Regions from separate parts of the Homo sapiens genome. Here region 2 is linked to region 1. Evidence: read pairs that join two places in POLR2A ChIA-PET (ENCODE). Cell type or tissue: endothelial cell of umbilical vein. All regions are shown on one strand. Links, peaks and the distances in the headings refer to the core of each region. The heading gives the core; the rest is flanking DNA. Region 1 overlaps VWF (von Willebrand factor). Region 2 overlaps CD9 (CD9 molecule).

Evidence for each region. ChIA-PET counts read pairs that join two places held together with the same protein. Peaks named below come from ENCODE experiments on the same cell type or tissue, not always from the same donor. Only the 100,000 strongest peaks of a DNase experiment are listed, where the experiment ranks them.
Region 2: POLR2A ChIA-PET joins it to region 1 with 5 read pairs; 6 of 35 experiments call an interaction of 5 or more read pairs at or near these places.

What each region holds. Positions count from the first base shown.
Region 1 is chr12:6,065,981-6,068,480 of GRCh38, reverse strand. The region is part of intron 10 of VWF (von Willebrand factor); the gene reads left to right. Among named protein-coding and RNA genes, the nearest start is that of SNORA120, 27 kb to the right of the region's middle. In endothelial cell of umbilical vein, for the core only: a CTCF peak has its summit at 719 (motif pointing left); a DNase peak (open chromatin) is centred at 940; H3K27ac peaks cover 2,500 bases.
Region 2 is chr12:6,216,996-6,226,551 of GRCh38, reverse strand. It overlaps CD9 (CD9 molecule), which reads right to left. Exons shown (of 8, transcript NM_001769.4): 2 at 1,018-1,126. LOC105369625 (a long non-coding RNA gene) reads left to right here. Exons shown (of 5, transcript XR_001748979.2): 5 at 2,334-2,583. Among named protein-coding and RNA genes, the nearest start is that of CD9, 21 kb to the right of the region's middle. RefSeq lists enhancers at 2,002-2,555, 2,556-3,107, 3,108-3,661, 7,301-8,173, 7,404-8,603 and a silencer at 6,995-7,289. In endothelial cell of umbilical vein, for the core only: no CTCF peak of the experiment used is centred there; DNase peaks (open chromatin) are centred at 4,121 and 4,231; H3K27ac peaks cover 1,422 bases.

The DNA of each region.
Region 1 (2,500 bases), core at 1-2,500:
AAAAAGAAATGCATCTTGCACATTTGGTAGAGATTATGTTGCAGGCTTTGGTGACAATTTGCATCTGGTGGAAGTCTGAGTTGCTTTGCTAAAGGCCTGTGGGTTGGGCATTTCTGCAGGGAAGGCTTTGGGAGGTAGAGGGTTGTGGGGCTGGGGAAACAAATGGTCTGGAGCAGGGCAGCCGCGTCCAGGGCTCACTACTGCAAACCAAAGGGTTTGTTTAGAAGAGGTAATGTGCTTCCATTAGGTGAGAGGTTCCGTTTTGTTTTTTTTCATGAGGCAGGATCTTTATTCACATAGAAATGGATCTGCTTTAACTTCTGGATTTTTTTTTTTTTTTTTTTTTGAGACAGAGTTTCACTCAGTCGCCCAGGCTGGGGTGCAGTGGCGTGATCTCAGCTCACTGCAACCTCTGCCTCCTGGGTTCAAGCAATTCTCCTGCCTCAGCCTCCCGAGTAGCTGGGATTACAGGCACCTGCCACCACACCCGGCTAATTTTTTGTATTTTTAGTAGAGACGGGGTTTCACCATGTTGGCCAGGCTGGTCTCGAACTCCTGACCTTGGGTGCTCCGCCTGTCTCAGCCTCCCAAAGTGCTGGGATTATAGGCATGAGCCATGACGGCCCGGCCTGGATGCTCTTTTTTTTTTAAATGCAGTTTTAGGAATCACCTGCCTTTCATTCATTCCCCAAACTTCCAGTGCCCATCTCCATCTAGTGGTGGGCCCGCTGTTCGTCAGGAGCTGCCTGTTGCTGACTGATGGGGAATATCCTAGTGTCCCATCCTGGGTGGAGGATGGGTGAGCGTGTTCGCATGGCCCATAGTTCTGGCTGACGTTCTAGCTCCCGTGGCTAACGGCTACCTGGCAGCTCACCCACCCATTTTCCTGTGTTTGTGGCTCTGTTGCTCAGTTGTACCGAGGAGATAAGCTCATATAATATTTAGACTTCTGATTTGCGAGAAACTTGGGAACACAAGTCAGTGAAGGTCAGAGAAGGAAATCAGATGAGACGATTAGATGCTGGCCCTGAAAGTTTTCCTTTCGAATATTTGCACATTTCTCGTTGACCCTTCTTTTCCTGGGTATTGTTAAAGAAGACAGAAGTCCATTTTCTTGCTTAGATAAGAGTGCTCTGAGAAAACACAGAAAGGCAGGGGGAAGAATTCCCACCCATTTTTACTGCCCTGGGGTCAAGACATTTGACACAAATGACCATATTACTGTGTTTGTAGAATGATGATAATTTCTGAAAAATGGTCAGTTCAAAAAGGCTTTCCTGAGACCTCACTGGACTTGAAATTACAGCACATCCAGAATGGGCTGGGACGATCCTGGCCCCTATCTTGTGGCCTGCTCTGTCCTCCACGAACAGTCACTCCTCACTCCCGCTCTTCTAGAGGGGGCAGCGGAGAAGGTGGGCCATGCTGATGGGAGTGATCTGGGGCCTTTCCACTTTCTCCTAATTTCCTCTGGGCTGGATGTGCCCTCCTGACCCATGCTGTCCTGGAAGGGATCCACTGTCCTGGGGACCAGGCAGAGGGATGTGTACATCCCTGAGGCACCTCATCCTTAATCCTGCCTTCATACACATCTCAAAGGCAGGCCCACACCTGGGTCCAGTACTGCACAGTCTAGCCTGGCCCCTGGCTGGGCCTGTCAGGGCACATGCGAGCATGAAGTGCCAGACAGTGAGGGCCTGTGGAGCTTGTCCTTGACAAGCTAGAATCTCTCTGTGCCTTTTGGGGACCCCTTGGCTGTGTGACAGGGCTAGCATTAGCCCCTGGAGCTGGGCCCACATAGGATGGTCTGTAGGACCCTCTTACATTTGTCTTTCCAACGTTGGTCTAGCATCTGTTCCCCAAAGGGGGAACTTCAGGTGGAGGCTGAGGTAGCGCTGTAGACAGCCAAGCTTCCGCTGTTTGGAGGGTCTCAGGGGAAGCCCTGTGCACTCTATGTGTCCTCATCTTTGCTTTGATCCTTAGAGAAAGGAACTCACACATGCACCGTAGAGTGACTGGGTGGGAAAAGTCTTCCTCCTTCACCAAATGGCAATGGTGTCTCTCTCTATATATATTTCTTTTTCTGTAGAGTAGATAGCAAAGATGAGAGCAGGTGGAGGAAATATATAGGGCAGGTTGGGAAGGGATCCAGATGCCCTTTTCAGCTTTGATGGGTCCATGTTTGGCCCTGAAGATGGGATTGCCTCAAGCCAGGCAGGTTGATGGAGAATCACTGGAGACATTGGCAGAGGCCTCCCCCTGCCAGGACACCTTCCAGGATGTGTGATCTCAGTTTGGAGGTGCATTGGGCCACAAGTATGGGGCCTAGGCTGGGGCGTGGGGGAGATGGTGTGGGAATTAGGGTGGGGACAAGCTGAGGGCTTTGGGTTGCAGGGTGATGAAGGGGAGTCCTAGTCCCCACCCACAGATGTGTCAGCCTGGGCTGGGAAGCTGGCGCTGCCGAGGTCAGCACTGCCTGGGTGGTGGTGAGATCATGGGC
Region 2 (9,556 bases), core at 2,773-5,272, 160 kb before region 1:
TACGTGGCTGGCCAGCCTTGCTTCTCCCTGAGGGACTGGGAGATAACTGTTTTCTCCCTCGTTTGTAAAAATAACTTTTTTGGTGGGTGGGAAGGAAGTGACCAAACTTACATTTTGAGCCTGACAACATGTCAGCGTCATCCTAAAAATAGGAGGTTTCCTTTGTTCCTCACAAATGAAAAGTTTCCTACCTCCAAGCCAGGCAGAGTACAGCCGCAGAGTCTGAATTCACGCAGACGCGGGCAACTGCACTTGGCAGGCACCAGGCTCCCCCTCCTCTGAAGGGAGCTTTGACGTGGTGATACGGCAACGAGAGGGATAGAATGGTCTAGCAAGGCTGCCAAGAAGCCTGAGTGTAGAAAGAAACCTGCCAAGTCTGTTCATGTTCAGAGGATCCCAGGCAGGTTTAAACTGGAAGCCTCTCTCCCAAAGCAAAAGTCGTGTCAAATACAAACAAATAAAACTAAACACTACAGCATTTACCCCAGTACCAGGGGTCCAAAGGACTGGGCAGAGTCCATTCTAGTCTCTCCTATTGTTGCTGTGTTTTCCAGGAGGCTGATGTTTTTCCCAGTCTCAGAGTCCCTATCTGAACAGTGAAGAGGAAAGCTGTCTATATCTTCTTCCAGCACTGCAGATCCCCAGGACAAAGCTTTTTGAATTAAGGAAATGATGCAGGATAAGAAGACAATCAGGAGAGAGCATCAGAGATGAGAACAGAGGTTCGTAAACCCTCAAGAATGAGTACAACTTTGGCAGAGGCTACATCACATCAGAGAACCATCAACATGCCTGACTTGGCCATCAGGAAAAGAAACCACATCAGTTAAACGCAAATTCCCAGGCACAACGACACACACAAAAACTGCACAACTTGAAAGGGACACGACTGGCCAGCGTGGCTAGAGCAAAAGTCTTTCCCAAGCCCAAGTCCCTGGGTCAACATGGGGCCTCCAAAGTTGCAGGAACTTTGTTGGAGCCAGGGTCTGAATTCACTGAGCCTTCCCCGTCCCTCACCTGTGTAGAAGCTGGAATTATTATTATTAGTTTCTTGCTCGAAGATGCTCTTGGTCTGAGAGTCGAATCGGAGCCATAGTCCAATGGCAAGGACAGCAATCCCGGCAAGCTGCAAGACATACAGGACATCAGCATTAATTCTGGCTGCCAGCAACAACACAGTCCCCACGCGCTTAAGGGTGAGACTTGCAAAGGACTTTGTGACCACCCTTGGTCTCTGCCCCTCATATACGCCTGGTAGTTGTAGATGCCATTACGGGGTGTGTTTGATTCATGCAGGTACTAAAAATACCAGCAAGCGAGGAATAAACAGTGACCTACCTGCCGCCCATTGGCTGAAGGGGTATTTTATAGGCAACAGAACACTATACAGCAGTGAAAACGAGTAACTCTAGCTACACGCAACACCATGAGTGCATCTCACAATGCTAAACCAAGAAGCCAGAGCCACAGGCACACACACAATATGATTCCATGTAGTTAAAAACGCTATGCTGTTTAGGGATGCACACAGAGCTAGACGCTTACATGTGCCTATAAATGATAAAGGAAAAGCATTGTTATCAGGTGAGTGGTGATGTTTAGGTGGAGGAGGAAATTATGCTCAGGGAGGTGCCATGTGGCTGGGGGTGTCGTATTCTAACTGTTGACTTGGGTGATGGTTACACAGTTCCGGACACACATGCACCAGGGAGGGCAGCTGCAATGTCCCTGGAGACCTGCTGCTCAGTAAATGACATGCCAGGGCCTCCCCTCGCTGGCACTGCTGAACTAGATGCTGTGCAGGAGGCCTCCTGCCAAGTCCCCCCAGTGCCAGCTGAGCTCCCTCGTCGTCACCCGTACCAGGGCTTGCCGGGGGAGTGACTCACAGGCCTCCAGTGTGGTAGCCGGCTGGACGCAGGAGTGGGTGGGCCCAGGTTTTGCTGGTCCACCCTCCTCAACAGAGGCACTCTTATGTCAGAGCCCGCTCATCAGGGACCTTGGTTCTCGGCTCCAGGAGCTATTGATAGCCCATGGTGTGGACAGGCCTCTCTTTCCTTCCTCCTTTCCTCCTCTCCTTTCCCTTACGATATGGCAGTGAGTGTGGGCATGTTGGGTGGACAGCAGATGTGGCAATAGTGGGAAGGGCCACCCAGACCTCCGCCTGCAGCAGTCACAAACTCACCTACCCCCCAGGAGCATAAGGGGATTTGCTCCTGCCAGGGAGGTGTGCTTCCACCACGAGGGGCTGCAGAGTCTAGCTTCATATTCTATTGCTTCAGTGTTCCCATCTGTAAAGCAGGGATTGTGAGATGCGGCCCTTCCCTGCCTTTTAGGTATGGCTAAAGAATAAAGAAGATAATATCAGAAGTGCATCTGAAGAGGAAGGTACCAAATGGGCTCTGGGAGAACCACCTCACTTTACCAGCATGAAGCCCCACCAGCCCTGCACTCCCAGCCTGTGGACTGTCACTCAGCATCTTCTCAGCCTCTCAGCCGCACCTTAGGGCAGGCAGCTCCAAACATTGGTAAGGACTGTACGACGCCACATGCCCCGCGGCTGGACAAGGCAGAGGAGAAAAACTCACACAGGCACAAGAATTTGAGAGTTCAAATGAACTTGAGAGTTCTGAGTTCAAAGACGAGTCTGATTTTCTTTCTTAATAAAAGGCCAGTGAGGGAGGGTCTCCTGGCCTAATCCAAAGGCAGCAAGCAGATCACTGTTTGGTTGGGGAGAAGCGTGAGTCTCCACCGTCCTGGACCCAGCAGGGTACTCGCATTCAGACCATGGGTTCCCCGACCAAGAGCACTGCAGTTAGCTTAGGCGGGGAGGCGGGCCCTGCTGGGAGCGTGCTGGGCTAGAAGAGTTATGTGGCTTGAATTCACGTACACAAGGGACTAGACAAGCACACACTGGGCGGTCTTGACTCTGTACATGGCAAGTCCTGGCCTGGGTCCCCCCCCAGGTCCCTGAGCATTAAAAGTACAAAGGTGGGCTGGGTGCAGTGGCTCACGCCTGTAATCCCAGCTCTTTGGAAGGCTGAGGCGGGTGGATCACGAGGTCAGGAGATCGAGACCATCCTGGCTAACACAGTGAAACCCCGTCTCCACTAAAAATACAAAAAATTCTCCAGGCGTGGTGGCGGGCGCCTGTAGTCCCAGCTACTCCAGAGGCTGAGGCAGGAGAATGGCGTGAGCCCGGGAGGCGGAGCTTGCAGTGAGCGGAGATTGCGCCACTGCACTCCAGCCTGGGCGACAGAGCGAGACTCCCTCTCAAAAAAAAAAAAAAAAAAGTACAAAGGTGATACCTTCCCTCCTTCCACCCCAACCCCAGGGAGGCCCAGTCAGTCCCCTGGGAATGGAAGACTGAAGCTGCTGGCCTCCTGGACATAAAAGCGTTAACCTGAAAACTGTAGGCCGGTGCTCAATTTTGGTCCACGTTTAGCCACAACCTGTTTCTCACCCTGGTCCTCCCTCTCGCCCTGGTCTTGTGATGCTCTTGCGCGCATAGGGAGATAGCGAGACAGTGCTCATTACTGTCCTTTTTGCTCTAGGCTTGTGCTTATCAAGCAATTATCTCCCAAGTCATCTTACTTCCCCTGATGAGTGAAGTTATGACCCCACCCCTTATCTGCTGGGAAAACTGAGTCGCAGAAAAGAACGAAAACAATCCCAGGTCTGCCAAGGAACTAAGCTGTAAGATGAGGTAAAGCTACGCTCTGCACAGCAGCCTCTCACGAGCAGGAGCTGCGTCTCTCTGGGAATGTTCCACGCTCAGATAATGACAGGGTACCCCAGTGGAACCTCCAGGGGTAAGGCCCCTTCCATCTTATAGAGAGCCCCAATGTCGAGGACCCTGAGCCAATATGTTAAGTCCAGTCATTGATCCGGTCTCTGTGCACAGGTGGTAAGAAGGATGCTGGGCTGGAGAACTGGAACCACGAGGGAAAAGGAAGCATCTCAGGTCTCTTATCTTGGCCAAGGGCCAGGCCAAGCCCGGAGTCGGGAGTCCCCCGCATTCGGACCCCACCTTAAACCTTACATCATGCGGCTTGGTTGTCAAAGCTACAACATTTCACTACAACCAGGAAGGAAAAGCAGCTGGCTCTGGAGAAATGGGAAAAGCTGCCATAGGTCTCGGTCTCACAGGCTTAACAACTCACAATAAGAGAGGAGAAAGGTTCAAGTAACCCAGAGAAAAGGGAGGGCCAGGGGCATGACTGGGAACACTTGGACAAAAATCAGGAGTGAACCCTGCTGCCTTTTCTGACAGAATGACTGAGTTCACCGGCCGGGGGGGATGCTATGTGAACCATCAGCTGCCCCATTTTCTGTAACGCTGTTGGAGACATTGCTCCAGTTGGCTGAGTCACAATGGCTTGGGGTCACAGGGTCACAAAACTTGTATAACCAGTGCCACCCAATAATGCCTTTCATGGTTGTCAGGCAGCGCTATCTAAGGCGCTCTGAAGTATTTTCTAGGAGAACTCACTTTCTGGTGTGGCATAGAGGGGCTCCCCTGTCCCCATCCGGCTTTCACCCCAGCTGCTTTATTTTTTGAGACAGGGTCTTGCTCTCGTCACCCAGGCTGGAGTGCAGTGGTGCAATCATAGCTCACTGTAGCCTTGGACTCCTGGGCTCAAGCCATTCTTCCACCTCAGCCTCCTGAGTAGCTGGGATTACAGGTGCATGCCGCTAATCCTGGCTAATATTTTAAACCCTTTTTTTTTTTTTTTTTTTTGTAGAGCCAGGGGTCTCGCTATGTTGCTCAGGCTGGTCTTAAATTCCTGGCCTCAAGCAATCCTCCTGCCTCAGCCTCCCAAAGCACTTGGATTACAGGTGTGAGCCACTGCGCCCAGCTTCAGCTACTTTAATAATAGGAGAAACTAAATGGGAGGGGCCAGGAGCAAGAAAAAAAGAGAGCTTTAACCCTTAAAAGAGGGTGCCAAGTCAATTATTCAGGGACTCCATAAATGAGAATATAGGAGTCCGGGAGGCCAAGGGGTCGATGGCTTCCACCCAGGTTAATTAACAGACATATGGCGGCATGCTGACCATGTAATTTCTTCGATGGCTGCCCCACCCCAGCCTATCATCCCAGGAGCAGAGCAGGTTTGATGCGGATGCTGAATGAGACAGTGCCCTGTTCCCAGGGCTCTGGAGAGAGGATGGCAACCTGTAGTATGCCCAGCTGGTCGGGCGGGGATGCGGGGATGCAGGAGAGAGCCCATAGCTTCTACTCCCAGCTCGCGGCCCTGCCCATGGTTTCCTCTTTTGTTTCCAAGAAAAGCCAAATGGAAACATTCTGGTTTTGCTGGGAAAAGCTCCTTTGCTATCTGGCCAAAAAATGGTTCCATCCCTTTGAGAGGGCCGAGAGGAAAAGGGTCATTTTTTCCCATTGTTTTACTGGAAATTTCTTCGTTTCTTCACTGGTGCTAGGCCCTGAGAAAAACATGAGCCAAACCTCAACTGAGCACAGTCTACAAAATACTTGCCTAGCACTTCTCTCCAAACTGTCAAGGTCATGGAAAACAAGGAAAGACAGAAACTGTCACAGCCCAGAGAAGACTGAGGGGGCATGACAACTGTCCTGTGGTGTCCTGGATAGGACCCTGGAACAGAAATAGGACGTTACATGAAAAACTAGTGAAATCCGACTAAGTCCAGAGCTCAGTTAACAGAATGTACCAACGGTGGTTTCCTAGTTGTGACAAATGAAACACAGTAATATGAGATGGTACAATAGGGGAAACTGGGGAGGAGGATGAGGGAATTCTCTACACTATCTCTGCAACTTTTCTGTAGATCTAAAATTATTCTAAAACAAAGTGTATAAAACAATAATAAAGAAGCAGGGGTCTCTCTCTTTCAAAGCTTCCTGTCTCCTTCAAGAACCTGCTCCACTAATTAACCTCTTTCCTGACTATGCAGGTCTGCCTCTGCCACTTTTTTGACCTTTGCGAAGACACAGACAGGTCTCCCTAACCTAAAAATCCAAACAGAAGAAAACCAGAAATAGAACCCTTTTTTTCTTCAACCTCGCAGCTCCTTCAGGGTGCTCTCTGCTTTCCTTTCACCCCTGAGCTGGCGTCTTAACCACCTCCAAGTCCTCACTGGCTCGTCACTGCATCTCTCCCAACCCGAAAGGGGTGGTGAGTCTTAAGACTTTTGCTGAATCCTTATGTCTTGGGATCCCACAGCAGCTGACACCACTGAACCCTGCCTCCTCCTTGTCTGCTCCTTAGATGCAATCTCTCCAAGTTTCCCGAGTTCAGCCTCGTGCATTGTGCCTCTGCTAGTACAAGTCCCTCTTAGAATGCTGTCGTGATCGCCTAAGCCAAGCCTGCTGCTTCCCCACCCATTTCCTCCCATTCCTCCCATGCAAATGGCAAATGCAACCCCTGAGCAAGCCAAGCACGTGAGCAGGCCAGTGTCGCATCCATCCTGTCCTCTCCAGCATCCATGCTCCACACTCTCTGCCCTTCCTCTATCTGGGGTTTGCCTCCCATCTCAGCAGAGCACAAGCTCCTTGAGGTCCAGGGGACCTCTGAGTCATTCTTTTATCTCCTTTGCCCCATCCATGCTTTGGACGGATGGTCATTAGTAAGTAATTACTCCATAAATGAATGACTACTTCAGTGAAAAAGTATTTGAAATCCACCCAGATCTCCTCTCCTGTGTCCTCTTCATTTGGACCAGCTTCCTTTCCCATCAGGCCTTTTATCCAGATCCATCTTCAAATGTCTCACAAGAGTCAGAAACCACAAAGAGGCCAGGCGCAGTGGCTCTTGCCTGTCATCCCAGCACTTTGGGAGGCCGAGGCGGGCGGATCATGAGGTCAGGAGATGGAGACCATCCTGGCTAACATGATGAAACCCTGTCTCTACTAAAAATACAAAAAATTAGCCGGGCGTGGTGGCGGGTGCCTGTAGTACCAGCTACTTGGGAGGCTGAGGCAGGAGAATGGAGTGAACCCGGGAGGCGGAGCTTGCAGTGAGCCGAGATCACGCCACTGTACTCCAGCCTGGGCGACAGAGCAAGACTCCATCTCAAAAGAAAAAAAAAAGAAACCACAAAGAACAATTATTTGCCCAGAGTAAATACTAAGGAAGCCCCATTAAGGTTGGTTGGGGAATATTTGGGGAATGACAACAATTTCCCTTTCTGTTGGTGAAGCATGTCCCAATGTGACTTACAGGCAAATCCTTATACAGACTTTGGAAAACCAAGTTTACAAAAAGCCCATGCAGGCCGGGTGCGGTGGCTCATGCCTGTAATCCCAGCACTTTGGGAGGCCAAGGCAGGCGGATCACTTGAGGTCAGGAGTTTGAGACCAGCCTGGCCAACATGGTGAAACCCCGTCTCTACTAAAACTACAAAAATTAGCCGGGCGTGGTGGTGTGTGCCTGTAGTCCCAATTACTTGGGAGGCTGAGGCAGGAGAATCACTTGAACCCGGGAGCCAGAGGTTGCAATGAGCGGAGATTGAGCCACTGCACTCCAGCCTGGGTGACACAGCGAGACTCCATCTCCAAAAATAAAAACAACAAAAAAACAACCCATGCATTGCTGTCCTCGGTCTTTATCTGCAACTCTGCCAGCACCCCCATCCCTCAAAGAAGTCCAGTCAAACACTCTTATGTTTGACGAACACAGGTAAGCTGGTCACCTGGGGCTTATGTGAGCCTCAGGAGACATGAGAACCCAAGAGTGCCCCAAACTCAGGCCCACAATGAATGGTGTCCTGGTCATCCCTTGCCACACCCACTCACCACTGAGAGCACAATTCACCCAAGGCTCCCACGCAAAGATGAGAATTTCAGTGACTCACACTGCAAAATCTTGCTGCAGGGACAGGTTCAGAAATCTTACACTGAAACACACACCTGGAGTTACAGGAAACATTTCCAATTTCAAAGGAGGATTAAACAAAAAACATCAAAGTGTAACGGAGCTTAGGGGCACCTGGCTGCTCTGGGGACTCTATGCCAAGTGTGCAAAACCAGTTCCAGTTAGAACCTGGGGAGGTTCGTATGTACAGCCTGGCCTCCTGATGGAAATTCTTGAAGTAGGTGTGCTGAAAAAGAGGAGGTAACCCAGAGGAAGAGGAAAAGAGCAGTGGGTTGAACGTGGTTTCAGTGTGGGGGAGGGCATACTGCATGCCACTCCCCGGGTGGGAGAAGCCAAGTTTGCCTATGGGACAAATCCTACTGCAAAGAAAAATCCTTTGTGGTCAAACAAACTGGGTGCTCTTGGCGTGGGCCCCCTTTTCCTCCAGGTCCCATCTTCTGTAATATGTACTGACTGGCCATACACTTTTTTTTTTTTGAGACAGGGTCTCACTCTGTCACCCAGGCTGGAGTGCAGTGGTATGACCATGGCTCACTGCAGCCTCGACCTCTCTAGGCTCAGATGATCCTCCCACCTCAGCCTCCTGAGTAGCTGGGACTACAGGTGTGCACCACCACGCCCAGCTAATTTTTAAAAATTATTTGTAGAGATGAAGTTTCCCCATGTTGTCCAGGCTGGTCTCGAACTCCTGGGCTCAGGAGATCCACCCAGCTTGGCCTCTCAAAGTGCTGGGATTACAAGCATGAGCCACTGTACCCAGCCCATTTTTTAAAAAGGACAAAATATTTGTTATGCTTCCTCTATTCAGCTGCCTTGGAAAGCCCAGAAAGTGGAGAGCAGATCATTGCTCACAGTGATTTCTTGCTGAGGATGCCTTGGCCTTGAGGTGGCCATATCTACCACTTTGGGAGGGGTTGGAGGTGGGCAGTGGTGAGTGGATGGAGTCCAGGAAGGAGGGAGAACTTTCTTCCCAACTTCCCATTGTCCTCCTGGAAAAGCAATGGCTACTTGGTTACTCTGCTGAGCCCATGGTCAAAATGATACACAATTTTCAACAAGGGACAGGTGGCTTAATAGAAAGAATAGTGAGCTGCTGCCTGCACAGCTGTGCCACCTAGGGCCTGCTTCTTTATGGGGTGGGCATCAGAATCATCTGGGAAAATACTTGTTTTTTTGAGACAGGTCTCAATCTGTCACCCAGGCTGGAGTACAGTGGCACAATCTTGGCTCACTGCAACCTCTGCTTCCCGGGCTCAAGCGATCCTCCTACTTCAGTCTCTCAAGTAGCTGGCACCACAGGTGGAAGCCACCATACATGGCTAATTTTTTTTTTTCTTATTTTTTTTGTAGAGACAGGGTTTCACCGTGTTGCTCAGGCTGGTCTTGAACTCCTGAGCTCAAGCAATCCACCCACCTTGGCCTCCCAAAGCTTGGGATTACAGGTGTGAGCCATGGCACCCAGCCTACCTGGGGGATTTCTAAACATGCACCTGCCTCAGCAATCCCAGGGGACTCTTTGTGCTCCCAGGGATTCTATTGCACGCCTCTGTTGAGAATGACTGGACTGTGATGGATATAAACTTGGGCTCTAATTCTGGCACTGCTACCTAGGAGCTCTCTGACACTACACACTTTCCTCAGCTTCTCTGAACGTTACAGTCCTCGTTTGTGGAAAAAAAACAGTATGATACCTGTCCTGCCTTCAACGT